Regions from separate parts of the Mus musculus genome. Here regions 2, 3 and 4 are each linked to region 1. The links are chromatin loops, found by intact Hi-C in ENCODE. Cell type or tissue: heart. All regions are shown on one strand. Links, peaks and the distances in the headings refer to the core of each region. The heading gives the core; the rest is flanking DNA. Region 1 overlaps Tmem135 (transmembrane protein 135). Region 2 has its middle 29 kb from the start of Tmem135. Region 3 has its middle 7.2 kb from the start of AI314278. Region 4 overlaps Tmem135 (transmembrane protein 135).

Region 1 (7,669 bases), core at 1,737-6,736:
TGGAATATAATTGCTTCACAACTGGTAGATTTTTTCATTTTTAAATAGATTAAATTTTTCTTTCAATATATTTTTACTAAGCGTTCTATCTGCTGTGCAATATTGTTGTCAGTTCAGTGTAATGAGAATGCTTGGAACTGTCTGAAGGACTAAGGGATTAGTAAGGAATCTTAAACTGTACACAGTTTATGCGCAACTGTAAATACCTAATGTGCTATAGAAAAGCCTGTTACCAGAAAGATCTTTTATCTAATCACCCTGCTTGAAATTAGTGTGAGAAACATGGACTAATGGTATCATGTTCTGTAGAAAAGAGGAATTTTGTTTTGAATTTCTTGAGATATTCTAAATAAACCTAATTGATTCTCAGCAGTTACATGTTTGGCATTAATAGTAGACAGGTGCTGCTGTTTGCAGGCGTGTGTGGTGCCTCCATAGGAGAGCACACATCCCCTCTCCTGCGTCCACCGTACCTGGCCTTGGGATGTGCTTTGGCTGAGTAATTTAAGTGGAAGTGACTTATGCTTAATTAGAAGCAGGAGTCCAGTTTTCGACATTTTCTTTCTTTCTCCGCTTGACAACTCACATTCATTCCAGATGGACATCTTTCTATCACATTAAGACAAAATAAAGATGGCCACTAGTCTACCAATAGCCAGCCCTTGATACACATGTGGCATGAGCATAGAATAAACTTGTTAGAAACCATTGAGATTTTGTTTCTGAAACTTAACCCAGCCCCCTAGTTCCCAGGCGTTAGCATGAATCTGCAGAACCACATGGAGGATTTCTTGTAACACATGTTGCAATACATCCTTTGGCTCCACTGTTGGAGTCTCCAAATGCTGTGGATCTAGAGAAAGAGTCCACGCCTGCAGTAAGTCAGTGGTAGCTTCCAAGGCTTTACATTTCTCACATGGAAAGAAGCTGTTTTGGAGGGGAGGCAGTGCAGAAAGGCAGCCTCAAGTCTTGACCAAAGCATGCTTTCAGGCAAATCATGGTTTGAAAGTGTGGAGCTGAGCGCCTGTTCCTTTAAGCATGCCCTTTGTAGCATGTAAAGTTTGTGTAGCACCAGCTGAATGACTGCCACTGTCTTGCTTTGCATCTGTGGTTATCTTTGGAAACTTACAGATGCTTATCTCTCTATGGTATTTCTTCTTCACAGTCAGAACTCAAGCTAGAGAGCGAGCCATTCAAGGTGGACTTCCTGTTGTCTTCTGATAGATGGAACTAAACTCTTTGGGGAGAGTTCTCTTCTTTGGCATACATTTCTCAATAATGAGAGACTAATGTTAATATTTTCAGGTAGCTGATCACTTTACTCACTGTGAAAACTCATTTGCTATATTAATGACATAGATACCAATATATTTGAAATACATTATTATGATCTATTTAAAATATTTTGTTCCATCTTTTTCCCAATAATTATGGGAGGAGAAAAAATTCATAATATTTACCAGTCTTGAGGTCCTTTAAAATAATAATGGTTATAATTAATTGCATTTACTATAAAAAGTTTTATTTCTAGCAATGCTATGAATTTGAGGCACTTGCTAAATTTTTCTTGAACTTGTGTGAAAAGTAATTTCAGTCTTATTCCTAGTACTTTTAATGTGCCAAGTGTGAGCAGGCATTCCTGGTGAGGAGCCTGCAGCCAGACCCTTCAGCCTGGGTCCTGGAAGTCGCCTTCTACTCCTTTTTGTCTTCAGGCTTGACCACCACAGCTCTACAGAAATGTATCCTATTGACATTTCTCTTTGGGTGATTCTTGGCTTTTAAGCTATTGCAGAAAGCTTGGAACACTACTTTTCCTAGTGCTTGGATTTTAAGCAAAACCCATCCAAGCTTTTCCAAGTTTAAGGAGAAATCTGATTCTGTTGGAGTTGTTGCTGTGCGTTTAAGCCCAACTGTTTCTGATTTGTATGTGGGACACAGCAGAAGGCAGTGCACAGTAATCATTTGGAGGTTCACACTCGGTTCCCTGCACATGCTGCCTGCCTCAGCGGCATTCTTTGGGTTCCTGGGGACCAACCCAATCCCCAGGGCTCCAGGCATGAAATGAGCGTTCAAAAAAATATTTATCAGAGTAAAAAGCAGTATTGTTGATTCACTTGAAAGTGCACGAAGAGGATTTATTGAGATTATTCGGAGTTAGGATTGCTCATGGAGAAACAAAACAAACTTTCCCAATTTAATTGTTGTTCTTCTAGCTCTGGACTGCTGTGTATGGTATAACTTACAATAAGAACACATGGTTTGTTCTATTTGTTATGTTAAGTGGTATATGGAGGCTGAAACAAAGCTCCACTGGTTTTTGTTTGTTTTTGTTCTTATTATTTATTTTAAGTTTTTAAAAAAAGATTTATTTATTTATTGTATGTATATGTGAGTACATTGTTGCTCTTTTCAGACACTCCAAAAGAGGGCATCAGATCCCATTCCAGATGGTGTGAGCCACCATGAGGTTTCTGGGAATTGAACTCTGGAAGAGCTGACAGTGCTCTTAACTGCTGAGCCATCTCTCCAGCCCCACGAAGCTCAAGCTTATTATTCAAGTAATAATAGATGTAAGGAGAAGGTTCTGCAGTGTACATTTAGGCATTGTAATGTTTTAACAACACATATCCTAAGTCTGAATAGTAACTTTGAAGCAGTCAGCTTAACCTATTTGCATATGCACTTATGATTAAGACATTACAAATTTAAAACAAATGTAAAAAGCAATTTATTCTATTCCAGTTTTTGTCATTTGCATGATAAGCAAATGTAATAAAATATACAATTATTGGTCAAATCTCATATTTGAATTATGATTTAGTACTAAGGTATATTAGTACTTTTAAAAATGAGGTAGAAAATAAACTACAAAGCTTTATTATTTTGCAAGAATAAAAATTTAGTTTATTAAAAACAAACTACTTGAAATTGCATGTTTTAGATTTATTTACTCACTTCTCTTATATAAGTGAGTGTTTTGCCTGTGTGTATGTATGCACACCTTATGTGTGCCTAGTGCCCATGGAGGTCAGAAAGGCTGTTGGCCTTTCTGGAGTTACAGATGGGTTTGAGCTACTGTTTTCATGCCAGGAACTGAACCCAGATCCGCTGCCCGAGCAACAGGTGCTCTCAGCCACTAAGCTATCTCCTCAACTCCATGAATTTCCATTAGAATGAGCAATCATGACCCTCAAAATGTAAGGCATTTAAGTATATGCATTCATTCTTTTTAGACTTTAAAAAATTTCCATTGGATTTATTCCAAATTAATTTGTGGTTTTGGTACCAATGATACAGCAATTGAAAAACTCCAAATTTTGTTGATACATGGCTGTTATTATCATTGGTCATTTTTTTCATAACATCAGATTTGTAAAAATCTCAACATTTGAACTCTGAGCAGTTTCTTTTAAAACCAGTTTTTCTAGTTTGTCTTTCCTTTTTCATCTCTGTGCTCTCACGTGATTTCTGTGAGTCACAATTTAAGTCTAAGGTTGGAAGTGATGGTTCAAGTACTTAAGGCACGATGCAAAGGTGTCTGCAGTCCCTGGATGACCAGCAAGTTGCCTGTTGTGTAGCAGATGCTCAGTTAATTATCATTGAGGGGATTAAGGTAGAGTGTATACCGTTAGCTACATGTAATAGTTCGGTTTCATGGAAACTGTTCAATGAGTCAGAGCCAACGCAGAGCACCGAAGTATAGGAGTTGATACATGATAAATGTCCTCTCCCCATATTTTGGAGTGTGTGTGTGTGCATGTGTGTGTGCCTGTGTACATGTAAAAAGTAATTGAGCCTTACAATTCTTTCAAGGTTGGTTAAAAAAATTATGGCTATATCTATAAACCTTGTAACTATCAAGATTTTCCTATAACATGCATTTTTTTTTTTTTTTACGAAGAAATACTATAAGTGAAACTTAGGGAATATTTTATATTGATTACATTAACTTAACGGAATCGTTGAAAATTAAGCAGAAAAAAACAATTTCCATTCTCACTGTTTTCAGTGTCCTGGGGACTATAGACTGACTGAGGCAAAAGTGGCAAGTCACACATTCTGTGACCAATGCAAAATATTTTACAACTTTGTGAAATTACAGTACTATAGAAACAGAACCATCAAAACTCAGATATCATGGTATTTATTAACAAAGCATAATCTAACATTTTCTTAATGATATTTTGAATTCCTTGTAAAGTGCATTTAGAGGAAAGCTTGCCAGATAGGTTGCTTCCTTGGCACAAGTTCTTCCAGGGGTGGCTCTGTAGTGACATCTGCTGGTGAGGGGTGTAAAGTGCATCTCAGAGTGTCATGCAAGTCATTTCACAGGAATTAAAGTAAGCTTGGGGGAGAAGACGGCGTTTTGTACAGAATTGTCTCTTTTACTATTACTTACACATCTAACTCAAAATTTGGACATTTGATCAAGGATGCTATTTTAATAACATAAGTATTAGACTCTGCTTCCTGAAATGCAGCCTATAGTTCCATCCTGAGTCTTTGATAATAGTTGTATATCTACTGAGATTTTTGCTGCAGAGCTGAAAACCCCTTTCTCCGTTGCCATCATTGGCTTCTTCTTACACCTTACATTAGCATAGAGCCTTGCAAAAGTAGACTGGGGGCTGAATTATGTTAGTTTATGCCATCTATCTGCACAGACTAAATAGCAAGTTTAGTCACACATGAGTTCAATGTATTAGCCCTATGGACAGTTGAAAATAAAGTGAGACTTTATTTTAGAGAACTTGATGAAATGTCTTTCTGTGTTATGCTTATGGATAAATCATGCATACATACACATGCACCTGACACTTGTACATCTGTACTTGGTTCCTTGTTTGTGGTTGTATCTAGCCTCCCGTGTTTACACACTGTGTAAAAACTTGTCCCCCATGCTCCCCAGACCTTCATAGTCAGCGCCGGCATCCTTTACTATCTGGTATTCAGCTCAGGCATATCTCACTCTTATATTTCCAAAACAAAGCTCATTTTCTCCCTGAATCCTATACAGTTTCTCAAGTCAGTAGATGGCTATTGTGTTCTCTTTGCTTTAACCCAGATCTGTCAGTAGGTATAGAATTCTCTCTTGTTTACTCCACATTCAAACTATGAAGAAATTTTGATTGCTCACCCTTGACATATATTCACGTTCTTCTCCTTTCCCTTCCAACTGTGGCCACCGTCCCCAGGCCTCTAACTCAGCCTTCCTATCATCTGTTTTCCGCTCAGCGGCCGAAATATTTCTCATATAACTTTAGACAGATTCTCCTCTACTGAGATCCTTTCAAAGTCCTTCCCTTGCCCAAAGGCGCCTCTGCATGGTAGAAACTCCCTCCGTTTCCATGGCTATATTTCCTACCATTGTGCCACTCACCTCTTTCCCTCAGTTCTAGCAACTTCTCTCTCTTCTGTGTGCACTCAGGACAGCTCTGTACTTGTGGCTTCAAATTGAAATTCCCTCCCTCAGTTCCTTAAAGTTTGAAACTGATAATCATCCGTTGCCTTCTTAAAGCTTGACAAAAGGAAAAGCCAGGTCCTCCCTCCCCTGCCTTGTAGCCCCCCCCCCCATATCAATTATTCTGGGTCTTATACTTTTGAACCTCTCCCGCAAGGTGCATGTTAGATGAGAATGTGATGTTCTTGTGTCCATGGATGTGTAATGGAACCTAAGCCAATTCCTGCACATGGTAGATACCCAATAGGTAATAGATACTTAGATGAAGACTTGATTTGCTCTGCCTTGTAAACACCAAGGCCATAGCAAAATGAAGAGCTTTCTAGTGGGGTAACCGTGTGCTTGGGAAAATCACATTACTTAAACTTATGTTTTTCCACCAAAAGAAAGTGTTTCAAAGAAATTTAAAACCCATACTCTAGATTGGTGGGCGGTGACGGAGTGGGCAAGGGACCTTGTTGAAATCTTTGGGTCATGCCTTCCACATTTAACATAGATTTTCAGTAGTGTTTCAGTTAAGTTAATACCTGCACAATACATTCAGTGTCAAAATGTGGGGCCACGTTTTAAAGATTCTTCTTGCAGAATAATTACTTTATTGTTCTTTTGACCCTCAGTTACCTTAACAAACCTTAGACACGTGAATGGGAGAAAGAACAACCCCTTTTGAATCCATGTTAAGACTTTATCAATATGAAGTGCTTCCCACAGGGTTCTACTGAAGAGCCAGACTTTGATCATAATGAAATTGCAAATTCATTTGTATACGCCCTCTTTATGCTTGAAAGCTACTTTTTGATGTTTGGTCTGCAATTAAATGTATTGTGCAGAGCCACAAATATGTCTTGCTGACTAGACCAGGTTGTCAGAATCTTTTAACTATTCAACACTGCACAAAGACAAATGGACATCTTTTAACAATGACATCCCAAGACCAAGGTTTATTCCCAGCTGTACATAATCTTTTAATTGATCTGCTGCTCTCTCTTTTCTAGTCACAAGGTCCCTTGCCCACTCCGTCACCGCCCACCAATCTAGAGTATGGGTTTTAAATTTCCTTGAAACACTTTCTTTTGGTGGAAAAACACAAGTTTAAGTAATGTAATTTTCCCAAGCACACGGTTACTTTAATTTATAAATTCCTTTGCCTTCCTTCACATTCTGTGTAGATATTTATGTCATGTATTACCTAAATGTAAACTTTTGCTTACATTTCCCACTGTCAACATGACCACTAAGTCAGTCACCATGTTTCACTGGCATAAAGCTTAAATGTTTTAAAACATCTTCACGAGGCTTAAATATTTGTAAATTTTAGGTCACATACAAATAAAATTTATTTTAAAATTAAGGCAGTTGTTTCATATATTTTCTTTATGGCTTGTCATATAGGTGACAAGCAGAATGAATTGTCCACTTACATTTGAAGATGCACTTTTTAAATTTGAGTCCAATGAGACTGTCATTTTGTCATTAATCATTACAGAATTTTTTCAAGAGATTTTGATAATAAATACCCCAGATCCCTTTTATGACTGATTATATCAAAGGCTCCTTGTTGGTATAACCTTTTTTGCTGAAAGGGCTTTTGAGTATTTCTAATGTCTTTAAGTCCATTTTAAATACTTAGTGTTAATCTGAGAATTTTAATTACAACATAGCCTGCATCTTCCCTGGCTAAAGACAATGAAATTAACAGGAGGATGGGAGGGAGAAATGCTTGACTATTCAGATTATCACTGCCACTACCCTGCACCTGGAATTCTGAATTCGATTAGTCTGTTAGTCCTGTGGCCTCCCTGAGGTAAGGTTGTTGCAGGTCTTGAGCACCCACGAAAGTACAAATGCACACAAGCCTACCCCCCAGGGCTGTGTTGTTATCAAAGGAAACATGACTAAAACTCCTAAACTGCACAGCAATGATAAACGTTCAAGAATTACTATTTAGATTCTTCTCCTCCCAATCTAAGTCTGTGCCTATCCCATGTTCTCTTCCTGCTTGGCCTTAACCAGTGGCTTTGTGGGATGCTGCAGTGAACTTGAAGTCTCTGTGCCTGCTCGGGCCTGGTTGCACCTCTGAATTAAGAGGCAGGAATTGGCGCGGGTGAGGTGCTCAGAGAGTGCATGTGCTGCCCTACCTCGTGGGGACTCAGCCCCCAGGGATCAGGAGGGATGAAGAGCATCTTAGCCGTGTTCCAGATCCAGTGG
Region 2 (7,669 bases), core at 1,149-6,148, 200 kb before region 1:
GAATAGGCTTTTCTTTTACTTGTATAAAAGGGAGGAAAGAGGAAGGGGAAGGGGAAGAGGAAGAGGAAGAAATATACATGCATACATATATATGTGTGTATGAATATATATATGTGTGTGTGTGTGTGTGTGTGTGTGTGTGTGTGTGTGTGTGTGTATGACTATATGTACTAAATATAGAATACGTATATTGACCTTGGGCATTTCTAAACTCTTGTTCCTTGTTGTTCCCAAGTTTTGAACAAACAATTCTCTAGCTTCTTCTCCATATTCAGGCTAAGGGTATCTTCTTCATGGGGCTCCCTTTCATACTTAATCTAATTCTGTAACAATCCCAGACTGAGAGTGCAAGGTGGAAAGAGAAGAAAGATATGGAATTTGTACTGAGAGTCTGCTGTAAGACAGAAGCTGTTCAAGGAAGCCGACACACTTCCTGTCTTCATATCTGAAGGCAGCTGCAGGCCAGGATGAGTGCTCTTTGTATGCAATGCAGGCTGGGTCAGCAGAGGGAGACTTTGATTCATAATTACTGAGTGTGTCTGGCAGTCATCTGCCAGCTTTCATAATTAGGCTCTTGCTAAATGAGATGTTCTTTCTAGCCCTTCTCTTTCTGAGTTTGAAGTCTTAGAAATGTAGAATTAGAGGGAAACTAGAGATGATTCTGAAAAATAATTCACATGAGGGGACACTTTCATAAAAGGAGATGATGCAGAATGTTCATGCTAATCTGAAGAGAATGGCATCAATTTTCTTTGATACACACTTTAGAGAAAACCGACATCTACTGAACTTTTTCGCTGTGGCATGCATATCAACATTCACAGTATCCAGTGGATTATTATAATTACTTGGTAATAGATCTGGCTTATAAACAGAAAAATCTGACTATAGAAAGTAAAAAAACATTAGGCCCATAGAGGCCGTTGTCATTTGTTTCACTTCTTAGGGAAATATATCACTACTTTTAACACAATAGTGGCTCACAGTGGCCTCAAACTTGGGATCTTTCTGCTCCCATTTCCCAAATTGCTGGTAGTACAGGCAGGTGCCAGAGCAGTTGGTTCTTTTTGTTTTGTGCGTAATACTCAGAAGAATGCATCATCTCCAGACTTTACACATCTCTCAGTTGAAGGAAAACGATATGGTTAACATGTTAGACTTAATTTTATTAGCAAAACAAAGCCTTTCACCCAGCCTTCTTCTCAGACTTGTATTTAAGATCAGTGGTTGCAACTGGTCACATGGATACTTACCAAGAAAAAAGGTTCACTGGCACTTCCAAGGTCACCTAACCATAGACTAGATGTATCCAGATAACACCCATGTCTGAGCCACCACCAGGTTTTCTGCCTTCATCTTGCAACACAACCAACATCTGTTCATGTGTGTATTGTCTCTGTTTATGGCCATTTTCACATTACAATGCCAGAGCTGTGACCAACAGAAGGGCTTCAAAGTTCAGTGGATGTACAATCTGGCACTTGTCAATAAATTTTGCCAACTCCTGATTATTTCTATTATTGAACCAGTACCTTTCCCAAGCCAAACTGGGAGAAATTCTGGTAGAAAACCAAAAACCAACCAACCAACCAAAAACTCAAACAACAACAACAACCACCACCACCACGACCACAACAATAACAACAAGAAGCACTGTCATTTAGGCCATTTATTTGCAGCAGTTGTTATTTTTGCTCAGAAAGGCTAAGTAAACACAGAGCATAAGTTGAATAAAGATAATCCCAAGCACAAACTCAGTGTTCTCCGACTTCACATCTGTCATGGCTTGGATACAAAAGGCTCATGTGCTAAAGGGTTGATCTCCAGCTGCTGGTATTCTTGACAGGTGCTCGGATTATGAAGGTGCTAACAATGGACCAATCATTGAGGAAGTCGTTTTTCCTAGGCTATCAGGACTGGTTGAAAGCACTAGGTCGCCAGAGGCACACTTTGAAGAACAGATGTTGCCTGTGGCTATTGCTGTCTCTTTCTTTGCCTCTTGTCCCCCATGAGTTGTCACATTGACTTCCTTCTCCTCACCTTGGTGTTCTGCCTCACCATACACAGGGTCCAGAAGCCATGGAACCGAGTGACCATGACACAGTACTCTGAAATTGTGAGCCAAAATAAAGCCTTTTTCCCTCATGCTGCCTTCTCATGTATGCTATCCCTGTGGTGAAGAGCTAACTCAAACAATGTTCATTTGACTATATCATATTTAGGGGAGCTTTTCATCTGCAAAGGAACTATAAGATCTGTCTTATAGTTAGTTAAGCCAGAAGATATAAAAATCAGTCCATCTAAATAGCTTCACTAGACAATCATTTTTATATTGATATCGATATTCATTTCCCATTCTGTTCTCTCTCCCATGCATGTATAATATATACACACACACACATATTTATATATGTATGTACACACATACACACACAAGTTAGCTGACTTGAGCTATGGTAGGATTGTTTTCTCCTCTCCTTTATTTTTATAAGTATCTGAACACACAGTAAAGACTCAATGAAGGTGTTATATCCCATCCAGTTGTTAGCTTATATCAAGGATATATATATTTACCAAGGATATTATATGTATGTATAATATTCAGGTTTGCCTATTGCCTTGCATATGAGGCTGTGTAATCACCAGCGCATGTACACTCTATACTTGACATGTGTGTGACAGCTGAATGGCATCTGACCACCATTAACTGGTCCTTTGCACAAATGATTGTGGTTGCAGTTTGAAGGTGACATGGTTGTATTTTTAACTGTGGCCTGGCTGATCCATACCATTTTTATATGATGGGCACAGGATCCCTGTAGGTTGCAGGTCACTGCCTTGTCCTGTTTCTATGACTTCATTTGCAACCTTGCAAGGGCATCTCAGAGAGTAGTCAGAGAGCTAAGATATTCTGGAACAAAGGAAAGGGTGGCAAAGTGTGTGGCTTTATAAAAGTCTGTGGGGAGTTTGTTTGTTTTCCTCCTCTCAGCTTTCTCCATGCATCAATCAGAGTGGAGCTAGAAATGCCACTTGTCTACTTCCTGTCCTTCATTTAATCCTTGAGAAGCATTCTCCAATGCTCTCACCTCTCATGCATGCCTGCTCCTCTCGCTAAGGGATAATTCCTCCATTCTGAAATGCCCTACACCACTGGGATAACTCTCTAAAGCTATGCTACAGGCAGATTTCTCCTTGGTGGTTGAAAGTGTCCCTAATATCACAGTAGATGCATCCTGTGAGTTGCATTTAATTGTCAGCCTGTTTGCCCCTTGTATGACTCTATTAGCAAAACCCATGAGGAGTCAAGTGGGGCTTATCCCCGTGCAGTCAGTAAGTAATTAGCAAATGTAAGAATAAGGCAGAGGTGGAAAAAAAAAAACCACAGGGTTCCCAGAGTTTCAATAGGTCATGCTAGGGATTTCTAACTCACATTTTGTTCTCTACCACTCTCTAGGGGGGTTTCTTTGCTCCTTAGACCTTGGAAACTTCTAAGCAGAATAAGAGATCCTGTTTGGAGATCTTATCTTCATGCCTCCTTTCTGGGTGTCCCTTTTTTCTTCTCTCTCACCAGCCTGGCATTCCTCCTCCATACCTCTTAAGTGCCAGATTCTGTCATCCTGGATGGAGTGCAAAAGCTACAGTGTAATCTCACATTCTTTCAGGGCCACTGACCAGAGGAAACACAAGCTAGCCCGACCAGGCTCTCCTGATGCTGACCAGCCAATGGCCCTGCAGTTTCCTCTGTGTTTAGAATTCCTTATCTGGCATTGCTAGCAAATGCTCAAGCCCACAAGTCAACTAGAAGCTTATCTGTAGGGCTGGAGCTTCAAAGAGATAGCCATACACTGTTCCTCGGGGTCAGAGGCTCTGTGACAGTGTGAGATGGGAGGCTTTTGGGATCAGTCAACTTAACACGGGTAACACAACTCATTCACTTCTTTTGTTTTGAAACAGGGTTCATCTTCCCCTTATTGTACAATCAGAACAAAGGTTGAGAAGTTTTGTTCTTGTTTTTTAAACAATTTAGTACATTTGAATCTTGTATTATTTAATAATTTATATTACCTACACTTTGAAATATGTATTTTTTTGGACTTTTTAAGTATGAAAATAAGTTGGAAATAATTCCTCAAGATTTTATACTATTGAGTAAGCGAGACTTTAATGGCTGATTCTTGTTTATTGTATGTATATTGTATAGTCACATATATTGTATATGTAGAATAAGTTGTTTTCTTTATTTAGATTGGGTAGATATTTTGCTGGTTTCTAATAGTTTTCATTTGTACTGTTATAATGGCTTGATGAGAAAGCCTTTTACTACATGTAAACTACCTTCCTTAGCTTGAATTTCCTAGAGTGATAAAATGATAGCATAGAAAAATGGCAACTATTAGGAGACAATTTGTCAGAAAGTTTCTTCTCATTTATTCTTCTACCAAGGATGTGGCATCACCACTGTATTATACAGTTGTCTTATTTAATAATGACCAACAGTTTTCTCATTAAAATTATTTTTTTTAATTAAAAATTATTTTTAACAATCCATTTATGCCCCTTTCCTGTTTCCATTTCCATTATTTTTTTCATTTGTTTTTGTGTGAACTGTTGATCTCTGTTGATGCTACAGGCACACTCTTTTTTTTCTTCCAAATTTGAGGTTTACCGTTTAATTTCGATTTGTTTGGGTCATAATTTTTGAAGTACTTCAGTTTTATAACAATGTGTACTTCTGTTACTTGTAAACCCAAGTTCTCTCCCTCCTGGATATTTGATGATCATTTTTGTTGTTGCTTGTGTGTTTTGAGTCCATTTTTCCTTCTCTGCATTATTGCCCATTTTCTCAAGCCCAGCCCACTGTCTGGCTTTACCTCTGTCACTCAGTCTTGACCAGTGGGATCTCCACATCCCTCTAGTCACTGTGCTAAATTTAGGAATAAGCTTGCAACTAAATGCAGATCACTGGGCGACACATACAAAAAAGACATACAAGAATTGCATCTTACACTTATGGAAGAGAATCTAAATTTTCTGCTAGATATGAATATTGGAGGACATAGACTAGAGTTTTACTAAGCCATCTTCCCATCACACAGATTGTGGGAGTGAAGCTTATACTTGGAGAACAGACCCAGAAGGAGGGATTTGGACTCCCAGTGATACTGTGTAAACCCTTCCATGAAACCCTACTTGAAGACAACATAGCTAGACTTTTTATACAATGAACCAATATTTCTTTATTAATTTAAGTCAGATTAAATGGAGTTTCCTTTCAGTGAATACCAACAAAGAACAAATGCATGGTATATTACTGCCTATGTTTTTTGTTTTGTAAAGGAATTTTGGCCACAGTGTCCCAATCCTGCCATATTTCTCTTTCTGTTTCTGCTGTATGGCAATTTCTTCAGAGATAATACATTTTCTCATATAGGGAAACTCATTAAGATTCAGAAGGTTTCAAAATAGGCTAATTAAGACTTAATACAGAAAACAACTCAGAAGCTTCAGGAAGTCCCTGAAAATGGCAAATACACTAGCTCTCCCCTCTGCCCCAAGCTTGTATATGCTGTAAGGACTGCTAAGATACACTCTTCACCAAGCCTAGGCACCCAGAAGAGTCTCAGATCAGCCAAACAGCCTGGAAGACAGACAAATGAGGGGCTCAGACTGACTGAGTTGCCTGAAAGAGACACTCTCACGCCTATAGAACTGCCTGCAAGTTGTGCGAGAGCTCCAATGTTTCTAGTTTTGGAATTTATCACCCATGCTGGGGTGGACCTTGGAAATGCAGCTCTCTGAACTATGTTTGTTTCTGTAAGTAAGCTCAATAAACTCACTGGTTCAGCAGCAGCTTCCTTCTCACCAGTGCGTACGGTGATGTCTTATAGGCAGCAATGCTCGGCGAACAGATGGAGTCTGTTGAATGAGATGTCAGCGCATCCCACATTCTCTAAAAGTTGCTTTTGAAAGCCTCCTGTTTGTAAGCTTGCTAAGTACCACTTTTGTCTCTTAATCAGAAAAGTAATCTATAGAAGAAGTTTCAAATATTTGATCTCTCTGTGTTTGGATCCACATTAAACTGGATCTGAGTGTAAATATGTGCTTGGAATGCTCACTGCCTGCTTCAACAAAACAGAACAGGAAGATGGAGCATGGCTCACTCTTGAATCAGTGGCTCAATAAAAGGTAATGTTTACTTTCCATCCTTTGTAGAAAAAAAACCAAACCGGTTTTTCTTTGGAGCTTGATTCCTTTCACACAAAGCCACTGACATCGTCTCAAATAAAAGAGGGGCTGAGAAATGAGATGTTTTCCTGGTGATTACCATGAAAACTTGGCAGCGATTCTGTACCGAAATGACCATGAGCTACTGCTATTGTGTGCTGTTTAGGAAGCTTGCTCTTTTCCTTTGTACCCATTAAACCAGAATGTCATAGGCAGAGTTTGGAAACACTTGCAGAACACACTGGGGAAAGACATTAAATGATGTATCGTTGTGGGGACAACTGGCAATTCTTGACGTTTCCTCATTTAATAACTATTGATTTGGTTTTCCGAGTGAACTAGGGACCATCTTCTGCCACATCATTATTCAAAGCAAATACTAGAGTAATACAACGGGCTGATCATATGACTACCCACGTCACCATAACCCTGACTGTGGCTGAACTTGACCATTTATTATGTGCCAGACACTACCATGCAGCTGACACATTTTACATCTGTTATCATTCCATCATTCCTTCCATCTTTATCCATATAATTTGAATACAGTGCAGTAACTTAATGAGTGTCTGGTTTTACAGACCAAAGTAGAAGAGCTAGAATGTATACCAGGTAGTCTTGCTTCAGAGCTCAGCTGTTGTGTTTTATTGGTTCTCAGAATATGTCCACAGATAAGTTGATAAGTTTGTGGTAACAAAAGAATGTGGTCTTTGGGGAATAGTCATCTTTCAAATCTATTGAGATTTTAATTACACTTACATTTGACTTACAGACATGGGATTTACATCTAAGAATGTTTATTGCAACGTTGTTTGCAAGAGCAAGAAAGTGCTGAATGTTCACCAATAACTAAAGGTTTACTTAACAGTGATATGATCATACTTGTCTGGAATCTCTTGAATGAATTAGATCTAGATCTATTGACTTGGAAGTTTATTCATAGCATCATTAAGTAAGAAAAGCAAATAGCAGAGAACAATATGGAGTGTGAGTCGTTTTTATCAAATAATGACCAAATATCCTTAGTATTTGAAGATGACAGGGAAGGAAGTAGGCTCAAACATGGTAAGAAAGTGGAGCTGGAGGGAGACAGCTTATTGAGTAAAACATGATATAAACCCAAGGAGCTGAGTTTGCCAGAACCCACATAAGAGACAGGCACAGTAACACATGTCACAATGCCAGGGCTCTGGGGTGAGAGCAGATGGGGACAGCAGAACCTCCAGAAACTCAACGGCCACTCAGCAGTGCACAGCAAAACAAGTAGTTGTCTCAAGCAAGGAGGGTAAGAACACCTGAGGATGGCATCCCCTTTCCACGAGTGCCATGGCATGTATACACCAAAACATACATACGGGCACGTGTGCCATACACACATGTACAGACACCCCACACATACTTAAGCATACTTACACATACAAAAAGATGTGAAAACAATGACTAA
Region 3 (7,669 bases), core at 1,463-6,462, 250 kb before region 1:
TTGCGGAGGGCAAGCTTTGCAAGCTCGATTAAGTCGCGTCAATTCTCCAGGCTTCAGTTTTCTTAACCATAAAATAATGAGCTAGTTTATTTCTTGCACAGTGGTGAGCTCAGCCATGCATGTGTGCTTAGAAGCCAGAGGTCAACCCAAGTGTCTTTCTCCACCTTATTTTTTGAGACAAGATCTCTCCATGAACCTGTAGTTCGCCATCTCTTCTGAATGGTCTTACTTGTAAGTCTTAGGGATCCCATGTGTCTTTGTCTCCCTGCCAGGATTACAGCACATAACCATCTCCTCTCCTGCCATGGGGGGCAGGGAGACGACTTTTACGTGGGTTCTAGGGATTTGAATACAGGTCCTCAGGCTTCTATATTAAGCACTTTGCCTGTCAAGCCATCTCCCTGGACTTAGTTTACTCAAACTAGCCTGAGCTACATAGTGAGACCCTATTCCAACTAACCAACCAACCAACCAACCAACCAATTAATTAATAAGAAAACAACAACTACTTTGTAACTTCTTAAAGTACACTGTCTGACTAACTAACTAGCTAACTAATAACCAACGAACGAACAAAACAACTCCTTTGCGACAGATCTTAAAATAAATACAGTGTGTGACCTCGGGGGCTTTCAAAATGGAATAGAACAAACGGGTGAATTCAAGGGAAAACAATATCATTTAAAATTGTTATTTCATTTCTTTGTTGTGTGTCTGAGTATGTAGGCAGGTGTGCATGCACATGTGTGTACATGCATGCCAGAGAGCACATGTGGCAATCAGGACAACTTGTAGGAGTCAGTTTTCTCCACCTACTCTGTGGATCCCAGGGACCAAACTCAGGTGTCAGTGTTGTTAGCAAGCAAGAGTGAAGATACTCTGTAAAACACAGAAACCTCTCTGGCTAGTTTATTTTTAGGAGTCCTCCAGCCTTAAAAGCTGACATATTTGACTTGTTTGTTCTCATTTGAATTGCTTCTTGCACTAATGTATTTTGTTCCTCGTTGATTGCTTGTTTTAAAATTCCTTTTGTTCTTCTCATCCATAAGCAATTACTGTATCAAATACTGTTCAATTGCCATTGCAGCCATAAAAGTTAGATAACATAGTAACCAGACCACCATATCCAATAAGAACAGCAAGGCTTAGAGAGTTCAACCTATTCAAGTTCATGCAGCTATTAAGTGGCAGAGCCAGTATTCGAACCCCCAAATGTCGATGTCTAAACTCATGCACCTTCTACTACATGGTACTGCTTCAGGTATACGCAGCCATGCTTCTAGATTATGCACTTTACCCATCAGCAACATAATTTGCAAGACCAGGTATAAAATGAAAGTACGAGTCTCTGGGCTGGCAAGACAGCTTAGTAAGTGACACCCTGAATGACTGCCCAAGTCATTCATCCATGAAGCTAAATCTGCCAGTTACAGTGACTTAGTAAATGGTACCTACTGCCAAAGAGGAGACACATCCAAGCAGTGCGTAGGCCTTGACTACAGTGGCAGGCTACTTCAGTGACCAGTTTTGCATGCAGTTTTTCCGATATCCAGTGTGTGTCGCCTGAGTGGGACTTGTGGGCTCTGTATGTGACTTTCCAAGCATACTCCCATTGTTTTATTAGGCAATACTAATATTTCCAGTAAAGGGGTAACTGACAAAATCTGTGTGGTCAAGAGCACTGGCTGCTTTTTCAGAGGACCCAAGTTGGAGTCTCAGTACTAATGTGGTGACTAACAACCACCCTTAACTGCAGTTAGGAGATCTGACGCCCTCTTCTGGCCTCTGCAGGCACTACATGCACCACACACACACACACACACACACACACACACACACACACAGAGGCAAAACACCCATACAATATAAAGTAAAAATAAATGTTTTTTAAAAAGTTCAGACCACACCCTTATCTTTACACTGAGAACCTGAGGATGAGTACTGCAGAACAAATAACTCACGGCAAAAATCCTCTTAAAATAAAAATCTTTTTAAAAAGCATACATGGAGACCTGAAGGTATGCTCTAACAAAGGACAGTGGAATGAAATTTGCTAGACTCTGAGCCTCCCTCTTGCAGCGTGAAAGAGGAGGATAACTCCCAAAGATCCACTGAAGATCAAGTGTAGGTGTCTACTTCAGGTGCTTTACCACTGGTATTTAGTCTTCCAACATCACAGATCTTGTTTATGAAAGATATAGACATCTCACCAGAAATAATGGCCACGTGCATGGGAAAGCTTTGTAAGCAATTCAAGAAGTCTTGAAATGACTCCAGATCTTTATGAACCTGTGTTTGATGGTGAGTTCTATACCTATAGAATGGCCATATTAAAACTAGATAGAAACTTAGAGCTTAGTCCTCAGGGGGTGAAGGCTGAGGTCATTTGGGATAATAAATTGTTATAAATGTTTCAGAAGACCTAGATATCAGACTTCCCACCCTATCATCGGAAGTTGTCACCCCGCAATAGTTTGTTTCTACTTAAACATTGTACCAAGTGGAACAATCTCCTGCTACAAATAGCTGCTGCTTGGGCATCAGTGAAAATTTATGGAGCTTTCAGACAAGCCAGAGTGTCAGCCGATGGAAGGTTCTTGTCTATGGGAACAACCTAGGAGGCAAACACACAGAAACAGTATAAAGTAATTGGACGGACTCTGGGAGGCAATGCAAAGGTGGGCGTCATCAATGTTCTCTGACCTTGGAAAGGTTCCTAGGACAGAACACAGAAACCTGAAGAACGAATCGAAAAGATATGAAGGGATGGAGGTCTTCTGAATGATAATAAATGATAAGTCCATACAGCTGAAAAAAGTGAAACTGTGTGTGCGTGTGTGCGTGTGTGTGTGTGTGTTTGTGTGTGCAGAGCTGAGAGGAGTTGGAGCTGGTTGGGTCACAGGAAGAAGGCATGGGAAATCTGGGAGACAGACGAACAGCCAGACTTCAGACTGTGCACATCACACCACGACGTTGAACTTTTAGGAAGAATGTTACCTCTTGCTGGGCACGATGGCACACAACTTTAATCCCATAACTTGGGAGGCAGAGGCAGGCCGATTTCTGAGTTCGAGGCCAGCTTGGTCTACAAAGTAAGTTCCAGGACAGCCAGGGTGATACAAAGAAACCCTGTCTCGAAAAACCAAAGAATGTTACCTCTTGTGATGCATCGTAGATCCTTTCATGGCCACGGCACAGGAGGTCATCAGATAGCTACCTGCCCTGGATAGTCCTCTATCAGGTGTGGGAGGACTGTAGGTGAATGCATGAGATCCTTTGAGATCCCAATCATCCATTTTCTCAAAACATCAGACACTTCCCATGTAAAGCAGTTCAAAATGGCAGGTGCTGCTCAGGCCTTAAATGTGTCTTGAAGATGCCCATGAGCTGTCTCCAGTAGTGAGGGACTCCTCCCTTCCACTAGCAGACATCTGAGCAGGAAGAGGCCTTCTCAGACTGTTCTCTCTCTCACAGCATCTCCTAAGAGCTTCACAGTTCTCATCCACTCTTAACCTACAGCCAGTCTGGCTCTGAGGAGGAAGCATCATTTTGCATGACAGGAAATGCATTAGGAAAATGTTTGCTCTCACCTTCCTTCTGCATTCTTGGGCCTTAGGGGTACTCAGAAGTGCTCTCAAGGAGTGGGTTTTCTTCCAAGAAAAGTCATAAGCAAACAAACAAAATGCCTGTTTCTGCCCTAAAATTGTTCTACCTTGCATAACCAGTAGGTGTCAGAAGACTCCTATTTTAAAACAAAACAAAAACAAAAGCACTTCATAATTACTGACCTAATGATAACAATTTTCCAGTGTTCGGGTTTCTTAGTTTTTTTGTTTTTTCAATTCCACAAGAGGAAACATTGCAGCTGTGTGTAACCTACCTCTTCAGAAACATCTTTGACTGACAAACTGGTTCTAATTCCTCCGACTACCCACAAATACAATGAGACCTACTAGGGAGGCTGTGGCCGATAGCTTTTTGTTGAAATATCCATGGTAAATTGACATTTTGCAGGAAATTCCATTGCATTTACACTATTTATTTAATAGAAATAATCTCTGCGATTATTTGCATTTATTTCTGAAGTAGGATGTTTTCCCTTCCTTGGAATAGGCTCAGGAAATGAGTGAAGTGTTCAGGAAGTTAGCTAAATGCTGATGTAAACCCAAAAGGAAGATCTGCTGTTGGGGGACGGGGGGCTTACAAAAACAAGAGAGCCTAGAAAATGGGACTCTCATTCATTATGGAAAATGGAATCCAGAATTCTGATTTCAAAGGAAGGGAAAGAGGGATAAATATTTCAGAGGATCTGTCAAGCACCCCAGCTTTTACTGATAGCAGCAGCTGGTGAAGAAACTGTTAAGCAAGAAAATCAAGATAGGCGATGACTGGGACTAAGGCTGCATTAAATGAAGGCTTTAATAGGAAATTGTGTCAACTATTCCAGGAAATAAGTCTGGCAGGAAACTCCCGAGTCCTGAGTTGCTGGTGGGTCCCTGAGCACTCCATAAATGAATAAACATTTTCTTCTACCCTAAGGAATCTGTGCCTTCTACCAACATGGTGTGCCACAGACCCTCGGCCGCACAGGGGAGTCTCATAGCGCAGCGAAACTCATGCCCCCATACACTGTGAGTCAGTGATTCGACCCCTGTGACCTTGCATGCTATTAATCTCTAGTTGGCCATTTTGAGTGTACCGTATCTAATGAGACAGAGGAGTACATTTTAGAAGTAAAGTCTTAGTTCACTGGACAGGGTTGCAAAGGACAAGATTGCATCTTATGTGAAAACTGCTGATCACTGCCCTCTGTGTCCCTCAGCACCTACCTTTCTGCCTTCACAGTTTTTTTAATCCAAGCTCTGCCTTGACTGTTTTCCAGCCCACAGTCTACACAGCAGCAACAGCAAAGCCCAGAAGGCCACCAACATAGACTTTGCTTGCTTTCCACTGACTCCCCAAAGCCAACCTCCAGGCCCTTTCACAACTTGGCCTCATTTGCCCTTCCCTCCCACTCTGAGAATCTCAGACTCCAGTTATGCTGAAAAGACTTGGTGCCCGGTACCTCCCTCCAGGCAACACAGGGTCAAGTTTATTCACACATTTATCATTTTAGCTTGGGTGAAGGCAGGCAGATGGGCGTGTACCCCTTAAACATCTGTAGAACAATCTAACTGGGGTTCTAGAATTGTGGCATGACAGTATTGACAGAAGCAACTTCCAAAGATACCAGGCAGAGTCACCTATAGAAATTCCCTACCAGGCACAGACGTTATAAATCAACATGTATTTGGAAAAGATGTCCAACTGGAGGTACTTATCAGAATCTAATTATTCAACGTCTCTGATGGCACATCGAGGCGGGTTAGTTTTTAGCTTTCATGCTTTACATGCACAATTTAGAGGGTCATTAAGAGGAACAGAGCCAGGCTTCTAAGGGTCACCATGTCTGTTACACTCACCCTTCCCTTTCCCTTCTCTCTTCAAAGTTGTGTGAGAAAAAAAATTGAATGGCGAGATAAGAGCGGCCAAGAAAGGGTTACATGCTGCTGAATACCCAAAAGCCATTCTCTTATCTAAGCTGAAGCAGTTTGGAGGCTGGTGTCAAGAAGAAATAACATCATGGGTACAGTAAACTCCTTGCACCAATTTGAGGGTGGGGTCAAGGAAGATATATGTTCCTCACAGCACCTTGCCAGGACAGTGGCTGGCCCATGGTGGGCACTCACTCAGCATTCCAAAGCAGTGATTTTTTCCAGGTTTAAAGCCTACTAACATAAGCTAAGTTTCTTTTCTGTTCATTCAACTGCGCTTGGGGACTCAAAGTTAGAGTTTATCTCTCATGGTTTGGTTTGGTTTTGAATCACCTCCCTTCTCCATTTCTGGCCTACTCCCGTGTTGAATATGCATCAGACACTCTGCAAATATTTGTTAGGGCAAAGAAGAAATGGCAAGGAACAGAAACCTAGAGTTAGTAACACTGTGTGGTAGGTCTTTATCCTGTAACCCATTTTGAGGCTAGAGAATGTTCTTGAAGGCTAGTGTGCTAGCATCTCCCGAGAGAGTCCTGTCATCCTGGTGGCTCTTGTTACCCGTGATTTTCTTTTGTGAACCTCATGTCACTCAAGTTCCCAAGCCCCTGCCTTTCTTACTTGCTCCTCCCCTCTCCTTTTCTCATTTTGCTCCCTTTTTGCCTCTTTCTTCCTCTATAAGCATACTAGAAACCTGTGTTCTCAGACAGGTGCAACTCTAGGCTGCAGAAGTATGTAGAGAAACACTGTTGGGTGCTCAGAGGCTGCAGGGGGCCTAATCTAGTGAGTGAATGGATGCAGACCATTCCGGATGGCACAGGAAAGCTCCAGAGTTCAAAACAAAGACCAAGACTGATGAAGTGAGAAGGAACAGAGGAAGTGGCAAGCCAGAAGACCAAGGACATCTTCCCAAGACAGAAAAGACAGGAGTTTCATCCCGAAGACAGAACACACATAAGCTAGTTGAAAAGACAGAATAGGCACTTCAGACAAGGGGGGAAACCCACCCATCCGCACATACATGCATACAGGCATACAGCTATAAACGCACAGGCAAGGAGGTGAGGGGGAAATCTCAGTTAACTAGGTCCAGTTTTCCTCTGTGACTTATCACTCCATCACATGGCTCTTACCCTGGCCACTTACAGCCCAGCAAATGGAATGATGCAATCCTCGGGCCTTTCAGGAAATTCAGCTACCCAATCTTTTAATCTCTCATTAGGAAAGTAGCCTGGCCACAAGATTAAGTACATTCTTGGGTGAAAACAGGGCTGGATGTGAGGGAGTCAGAATCTCACACAAGCGCTCAACTGTTCCTTGGCCTGCCTTAACCTGGTTGTCCAGAGAAACTGCAACCTTGGTAGGGTGAGGAACAGAAATGGTTCCAGAAAGCTAGCCTTTGGAGAGAGAAACTTAATCTGTCAGGATTAGTAAACACCAGAGGCAAACACAGCCTTTTCTGCTGTTCCTCTGCCCCCTCCCCCCCCCCCCCACTTCCACTTCCCATCTAGCAGAGATCTATACAGGGAACTAAAGAAACTGGGAGTGACACCTGGTCCAGAGAGACTGCCTGTTGCCAGCAGTGGTGGCTTCCAAAATACACACCCACCTTCCCAAGGCTCTTGTTCTCTGATTCCACCCTCTTTTACATTTGTCATAGCCCATGAAAACCCCATTCCTCCCAGAAGCCCTGTCCCCTGTCTCTTTGTTATTATTCATGTAAAGTTAATGAGTCTTATATTCAATTTGTATGTAACTACAATGTTTAGGCACTGTGGCAAAATTTGTGATCTTTTTCAATTTTATTGCCATTTCCTTCTTTCTTTCCCTCCACCTCCAAACTAAGAATCCCTAGAGGAAGTATTTAAAACTTTCCTCTCAGTGGGGACAGGATTCTTGGTGGGAGGCAGGCCAGCGGAACTCAGGCAACTGATGGGCAATGAAATGTAATTCACTAGGTTCTCATTGTGGGAATGTAGGTCAGAATCCTTTGCCATGACAGGCTGCCGATCAGTCGGCCACGGATCTCATAACCTCAGGATGAAAGAACTTGAAGGAAGAGAGCAGAGCTCTCTAGGAACCTCAGGTGATGGTGAGGTCCATTTTGAAGCAGTTTGGATTAAATCTTTGCAGGGCCA
Region 4 (7,669 bases), core at 1,531-6,530, 97 kb before region 1:
ATCAAAATATAATGTTAGTGATTTAACATTTTGTGGTTAAAATACCATAGTTTTGCAGATTTTGTGAAAATATATGACTTTAAGCAAATTACGAAGTTGTTTTCTTAAGACTTGGAAGGGTTCTGTGAAAGGTTGAAAGGGTTCTATACGCTTCTTCTTCTTACCCTCCCAGTGCTCTTTCTGCTTCCTCCATTCTGCCCACTCTAGCGAAACATGACAGGCAACCCCCTCTGTGGGACCTTGGTATCAGCTCTTCCTAGTCTCCAGTATATTTGTACAACTTGCTGTTTCCTTCTTTGATACTATGCTGAAGTGTCACAGTTGTAAGGTCTGGCATCTCTGTTCCGCATCGAGTAACAGTCCCCACATGTGCACAGCCCAGCACGTGCATTTTATTTGTTTCCCCATGGACTTTGTCAACATTTTGAGTTTTTGTTTTTGTTTTTTGTTTTTGCCTTTCTGTCTTACTGACTTCCCATCTGGACATTTAAGTTTGATGTAAGCTTTGGACATGGCTGTACTCTGACTGGAGATGCACATGGCAGGTACTGCTGAGTGGATTTGGTAGATGAAGTGTTTGGTCATCACAAAGAATAATTTACAGGAGGGATTTATTCCAAAGCTTGCTACACCAAACCTATGCTAGTGTGATATTTTGATTAAAAGATTGTAAATACTAAAAGCTGGTGATCACCTTTCTACTTTGAACTTTGGAGAAGAAGGCCATGAAAATATCTGTGTCATAAATATATTACTGTTAACCTAGAGACTGAAGTTTTATCTTCCTGCGTGTTACTAAATTTTGTCTAAAGGTTGGGGCAAAGAGGAAGAATGAGAAACATTGAGCATCTGCAAGTTAATTAATTTTAGCTAGTCTACAAAACCACTAAAGTACAGCGTGCTATGTGATGTCTTAATTATTCACGAGAGTGCTTGTATTAAGCATTTGGTTCTAAATGCTGATTGCTGTGTTTGAAGTGGTGCTGCAGGTGATAGGTAAAGAGATGTGAATTCTGTGCCTGGGATATCTCTGCTGATGTTTTAGTTTTAGCACAGGGTTGTTTCTGTTGACATTTGCATTGTAGAAATGTTCTTTGTGAGCACCCATGTAGCTAATCTTAGTACTAACAAAATTCTTCCCAGTAAGTTTCAGTTGCTAAAATACAAGTTTGTGTGGCTTTAATAATAAGCATTAAATATAGCCTTACATCAATAGAACTAATATTTGTTTAATTCTCATATATTATTTAACATATACTTAAAAATACTGTTTTTTAGATTGCCAAATTGACAGTAAAATATTTGTCAAAGGTCAGATTAATAAAAGGCATATTAAAATTATAAAATAAATAATCAAGTATTTTCTCTGGCTTCTTCACAAAAAGTAAAATGATGGAAAGTTTTTCTGATGCTAAAATCAGTTATACACGTGAGCGCCACTGCTAAGATTCTGCTTCACCACACTGTACTGTACAACACATGATCTTCCTGAGCTTTGCTTACATGCACTTGAGTTTTCTTTATTACATCGTTGTGCCGATGACTAAGGTTTCTAGTCTTTCAAGATCATCATATGCATCAGGTGTTTAAGAAATGTCAAGTCTTATTCTTTATTTTTAGTTTAATTCTAAGAAAAATATTTCAGACGTGAAGTTATAAAGAAGTTTCCAAAAGGACTCATAGAGGAGATTTACTGTCTGAGATTCTTTTTCTTGGAACTAATCTAAACTGAAGAGGAAGACCTGACATGTTTTACAACACCTGGTTAGCATATGGTGATTTAGAGTGACTTTCAAAAGGAAACTGCTTTATAATTTCATTTATGCCATCAGTAGTTTAGTGGTGTGTGTATTTTAAAGCTATAAAGATGCATATACATATGTGTGTGTGTGTGTGTGTGTGTGTGCGTGTGCAGACTCCTACAGTCCTTGCTTTTGCATGGTGAGCATGCAGTGCCTTTGATTAAAGCATCTGTATTTAACATTTTAAACATAAGGGTTATAGATGTTGACACAAGTTTTGTTGTAAGACTGCTTCAATTTAATTAAATTTAACAAATATTATCAGATGTGCGGGGCACATGAAGATATAAAAAGAAATACAAGAAAGATTCTGAAGTAGTTAAGAGAAACTTGATAGATGGGTCTCTAAGAAATAAGATGAAACTAAAAAAGCAGTGATGAATATTATCTCAAATTGCTCCCCCAAATATTATCTCAAATTGCTCCCCCAAGCCTTCCCTGTTGTGCCATGTGCATCAAACGTCCATCCAGTGGTTTGCACCATGAACTCAAGAATTTAACCCTTTCCTTTCCTTTCCTTTCCTTTCCTTTCCTTTCCTTTCCTTTCCTTTCCTTTCCTTTCCTTTCCTTTCCAGTTCCTTACATCCCACTGTGTGGGGGCTGGGGATTGAACACAAGTCATCAGGCTTGGTGGTGATTCATGTATAATTGTGACTAAAGCTTAGGCAATCACGTACTCATGAAAAATTCTCTGTTGAATGAATAAAGAATAAGAGGGTAGGTATTTTTAGATCATGTTTTCTAGTAAGAGGGTAAAGTGTTTTGGAATGTGATCAAACCTTACTTTGTATTCCAAGAGATTTCTGCTTCTGGTCTGTGTGGCTGCTTGAATAATTTCATCATGCTAGGAACTTTATGGGTGGAGATTGAAATCTGAAGCTAGTAGAAAACCTATTCTGACTGGCTTGGCAGTTTACTCTGGGGTCAGCTGGACCTGTGGTGAAATAACAATGCATGTTTCCATTGGGCATGTATCATCACATATAGTCATTGTATATCTTTGCTTTCTGCCTGGAGTGGAAAGATGGTAAAATGCATGTAAAGTGAAAAAGATGAAATGTAAAGAAACTCATTAAAGTGAAATACGTGAATATTTTTAAAAAAGAGGAGATGTAAAGAAGAATTGTATATGGGCTATAAGTAAAAATTACAAAGAAAAAGAGTACATGAGGTCAGAAAGGAAAGACAAAAACCCAAAACAGCCAAACCCTGCCCCACCTGGAAAAAACAAAACAGAACAGTGGAGAAACAGTTTCTGTCGACAGGGTAAGGAGCATGTTGGGTTGCAATGTTTGTTGAATTGCCCCCGTGGCACCGTTAGGATATGGGCCACCTACGAGTTTAGGTCACTGGGCCTTTCCTTCATCAGTAGGTTAGAGCCTCCCTGAAGGAGTGGGTTCATGGAGTGTTTGTTCCCTTTGCTGTCTCTCTGTATGTCTGTTTGTCCTCTCTCTGATGTATCCAAAAGGCCTTGACAATGTCAGTTCTTTTTAATTTTTGAGATTATAATTTACTTATAACTTTTTCCTTCCTCGTTCTCCCTCCAAATCCTCACATACCCCTCCCTGCTCTTCCAGTACAGTCTTTCTTTTTTTGCACTAATTGTTACTGCATGTGTATATGTGTGACTATGTGTACGTGTATGTGTGTATGTAAAAAGAATCTGGTCAATTTGTGTCATGTCCCTGTCTGTTTTCAAGGCTGACCATTTGGCTTTGGAAACCCTTGGGAAGAGCACCTCCCTCCTCAGCTCCCAGCTTCCTCAGTCAGGCTTGGGAAGAGCACCTCCCTCCTCAGCTCCCAGCTTCCTCAGTCAGGCTTGGGAAGAGCACCTCCCTCCTCAGCTCCCAGCTTCCTCAGTCAGGCTTGGGAAGAGCACCTCCCTCCTCAGCTCCCAGCTTCCTCAGTCAGGCTTGGGAAGAGCACCTCCCTCCTCTGCTCCCAGCTTCCTCAGTCAGGCTTTGTGGGCTTTACTCTGCCGCCTCTGTCATGTCTGTTGTTGCTGCCCTTGTCCAGCTCATGTGTACGCAGTTATGTTGTGATACATTGTGCATGTAGCTTCTGACATTCCTAGGAGATATACTCTTGCAGCTTATTTCCTGACCCTCTGGCTTTTACAGTCTTTCCAGTCCCTTTTCTTCAATGTTTTCTGAACCTTTCATGCAGAAGTATTTTATAGAGGAATCCCTTGGGACGCTGTTCCGCAACTCTTCATTGTGTGTGTGTTTTCTGTAGTTGTCTCCAGCTGTTGCGAAGCTTCCCAGCACCTAGACCATTGAGGCAATAAATTTCTGTTCAGTACAGATGACTAGTTTTGGGTTTTGTATCATAACATAGCAAAACACACCAAACAAGGGCGAGGGCTGTAGCGCCTCATCACTGTGGGTACCACTTGGTGTCCTGGTCCTAACTGGACTGTACTTCTCCCTCTCAGAGCAGGAGGCCCAGAGACCTTTCTACTAGCTGCTGGACATGAATGTCTCACTTGTTCATTTCACATTTCCTGATACGTTTGTCACTGGAAGTATTGAGGTTCACTGCTACAGCCCATGAACCCTGTGACCTGGGCCTTGGGAGTGAGGGAAGAGTCACCTTTTCTTTTCCCTGTACTGTTGGTAGGAAGAGTTAAAAGGAAACTTAATAGTTTATGTGTATAGTGAACACAGGTTTACAGGTGTGTGTAAAATTTATCAAAATATACTTTTAACTGTGGAGTTTATTCTTGTAACTGATCAACGGTGTTAAAATTTTATTATTAATTTTTTACAGTAACAAAAGTTCCTGTAGTATCCTAGAGTTTTTTCATGCTCCAGCAAAATAGAGCCAGCTTTTTGTAATAGGTTTGGAATACTTTGAAATACCAAGCTAGTTATTTAGTCATTGTTACTCTATTGTATGTCAGGTGGCTTTTAAATCCTTTGTGTTATGAGATAAAGAAGTGACCATGTTGGGATAAATTTACAGGAATGAACAGCAGGATGACCTTTCGTGTCTCCTTTCTAATGTCCTGACACCTCTCCCTTTCTGTTTGTCAGATTATTTAGTCTAGTTTTTGTGTGGAAAATGGTTATGCAAGCACTCCATTTTACATGTTAGATTGTAGCCTCATCGAAAGACCTGCAGATTCATTCTATTTCTTACGGAGAAAACATGGGCTTAATTCAGTTCATCTGCATTGGTCATTCATGGCCTCCTTGAAATCTTGGAGCTGTGAATGGAGGAAGTCTCTCAAGGATAGCAGAGTTCTCTGGGATGTTCATTGGGATGGTGCAGTATATGTGGGAGGTTACAGGAGGTTTCCCAACTCACATGACAGCAACCAGGAAAGACTGAAGTGGTTAGGAGCATGGCTGGGCATCAGATGAATTCAAATTTCAGTTCCAACTTCATGTTTCTGAGTTACTGAGGCAAGGAATCATTTCCTGGAGTAAGAAAAGGACAAAAAGTATGTTTGCTTATTTACAGATCAACAAGCTTTTAAAGGAATATCTCTACCTATATCTGTCTCTATCTATCTATCTATCTATCTATCTATCTATCTATCTATCTATCTATCTATCTATCTGCACAACTATATATGATTATATAATGTATGTATATCTCTTATGTATCATATATTATTATACCTTCAAATGCCAAAGTACACCAAAGCAGAAATAATGCATAAGTGGCTAGCATTGCAAAATCAGATTTATAATGCATGGTTAATATTTCAAACAGTTTGCTGATTTCAGCATGTTAAAGATGTGCAGTACTTTTTTTGAACTAAGATGTTCATCTCTATAGTCCCGTGTTCTTTTACTAAATCTGGATAAAGCAAGTCATTGCTCCTCAGCACAAGTTTGGAAGGTGTGTAGGCCTGCACTAGAAAGTGATGCTCAGTAACAAGGACTACTGCTATGTTTACTTCTTTATTTCCCTCTCCTGCAGTCCCTAAAGAATCCACAAAATGCTATTGAAGGGTATGTGGGTTTTTTTTGGGGGGGGGCATTAAGAGAAAAAGTTCAGCTTAATACATGAGAATTTTTAAATTTGTTTTTATTCTTTCGGATTTCTCTCCTACCTTTGTAATGTCATGCTAATGGTCTGAGAAGTTTGTGCTTGTTTATTGTATTATGCTTCGTGGTAATATAACCCAGTTTATTTATTGCATTATAACGTGCTCTTACTATATGTTTTTGCGTTTAACATATCTAAACAACTCTGTTAAATAGATCTGACAGGTTTTCTTATTTTGTACATAGATAAAGAAAACTACTCAGAGGGGTATATGCAGTATTTAAGTTTCCACGGGTCATGTATAAGGCTCAGAAATCTCACGCATTGGTGCAGGGGTTAGTGGTTGATATAGGCTACTCTATTCTGTCTAAATATTCCTTAACACTTGAGACTTCTAAAAAAATATGTAAGAGCAAGAAATGACTCTTAAACAGTCACAGCATAGAACTTGATTGTTTCATTTATGGCCTTTAATTAAAGTTATATCTGGGGTTCTGGAATGTAATAGCAGTGGTTTAAAAAGTTTTGCACCAGTATATCAGCCTTAGGCAGTCTCATGGGACAGAAACATGGTTTACCTCTGTGTATTAAATCATTTTATGCCACCACAGTCTAAAAGGGAAACAACTGCTGACACATTTACGGATTAAATTATTTCCATCATGTGATTAAACCAAATGGAAAAATAACTTATTTAATTAATGTTCATGTATTCATCTAGTAAATTCCTAAAAACATCTTATTTTGTAGCTCTTAATAATATTCCTTAGTGCTCTTATGATTTTTATTTATCTATTTTGATATAGCTATAATATACAATATCTAATGATTCAAATATTAAATACTTTATAGATGGAAGAATGGTTTGCATGTGTCATATTTATTCTCTTTTTGGTGAGATACAAACTCTGTAATTTAATGCAACTTCTTTATTATCTTGAATAAACAAATTATAATACTAAAGTCTCCCCTTGGAAAAATGTGCAGAAAATGGTAAAAACACGAATGTACATCTTAAAACACTATGTCTGATATTTTGTAGGACTTATATAGGGATAACTCATAATATGTTTAGCTTATCATTTGCTAGATGACATGTGAGAAGGAGGATATGTTATTTTTTTCCTCCACCAGTATTACCTTGTGGTATTTATTGGGATGCCTTAGCAGACTTCCATGGAAACAGTAAGAATGCAAGATAACACTTAATTACATTACTTAATGGAAATGGGTTATTGCTTGTGGAATTATTTAGATATATTTTGTAGTACTTAGATTCTGGAGTTTCTAGTACTGCTACATTGTCATTAGTTTAATAAAGCTGTACAATGAAGAAATTTAAGGGATATTGGGTTTAAAGTTTAGGTAGTAGTTCATTTAGAATGTGTCTCAAGGTAAGCTATCTTTTAATCTCCAAAAGTGATTAAGAAGATGAAAAAAAAAACCCCACTTCAATTTAATGTGTCATTGGATGAAAGTCTAGAAAGTTACGCAAGCAAGCATTCCTTTTCAGGAAATTTGATCATGTATTTATGAGGGACTGTTTATTTAAAGAAATATAGAAGAAACAAAGTAAATGTTTGCTAAGAAATAGAGAAGGAACAAAGTAAATGTTGGCTAAAAAATGTGCAATGGCCACGTAAGCAGAGGCTTGTCTTAGGTTTGTAATCATTTTTCTTGGTAGATGATTAATAGAAACAGTAATATAATAAAAATGTTTCTAATATCTGAAAATGTAGCAGCAACCTGATACAGGCCAAAAGACAGACTAGGACAAGGGGAAGGCATGTCAGTGTGGGCCTAGAGACCACAATTCTGCTATCTCTCTGACACCTACTAGTTTCTACATAACCTAATTACTTGCATCT

What was found. Hi-C counts contacts between places; a loop is a spot of excess contacts. Peaks named below come from ENCODE experiments on the same cell type or tissue, not always from the same donor. Only the 100,000 strongest peaks of a DNase experiment are listed, where the experiment ranks them.
Region 2: a loop joins it to region 1, with 7 times the contacts of the local background. A loop is called at or near these places in 10 of 42 quality-filtered maps.
Region 3: it touches region 1 in a loop (8-fold over the local background); 37 of 42 quality-filtered maps call a loop at or near these places.
Region 4: it touches region 1 in a loop (2.2-fold over the local background); 4 of 42 quality-filtered maps call a loop at or near these places.

The regions. Positions count from the first base shown.
Region 1 is chr7:89,165,411-89,173,079 of GRCm38, reverse strand. All of the region lies in intron 6 of Tmem135 (transmembrane protein 135), which reads left to right. Among named protein-coding and RNA genes, the nearest start is that of Tmem135, 170 kb to the left of the region's middle. In heart, for the core only: a CTCF peak has its summit at 4,287 (motif pointing left); a DNase peak (open chromatin) is centred at 4,289.
Region 2 is chr7:89,363,922-89,371,590 of GRCm38, reverse strand. It overlaps a transcript of Tmem135 not described here. Among named protein-coding and RNA genes, the nearest start is that of Tmem135, 29 kb to the right of the region's middle. In heart, for the core only: no CTCF peak of the experiment used is centred there; a DNase peak (open chromatin) is centred at 3,670; H3K4me3 peaks cover 541 bases; H3K27ac peaks cover 3,213 bases.
Region 3 is chr7:89,415,242-89,422,910 of GRCm38, reverse strand. No RefSeq gene overlaps it. Among named protein-coding and RNA genes, the nearest start is that of AI314278, 7.2 kb to the left of the region's middle. In heart, for the core only: a CTCF peak has its summit at 3,722 (motif pointing right); a DNase peak (open chromatin) is centred at 5,070; H3K27ac peaks cover 1,811 bases.
Region 4 is chr7:89,262,574-89,270,242 of GRCm38, reverse strand. All of the region lies in intron 4 of Tmem135 (transmembrane protein 135), which reads left to right. Among named protein-coding and RNA genes, the nearest start is that of Tmem135, 72 kb to the left of the region's middle. In heart, for the core only: no CTCF peak of the experiment used is centred there; a DNase peak (open chromatin) is centred at 3,682.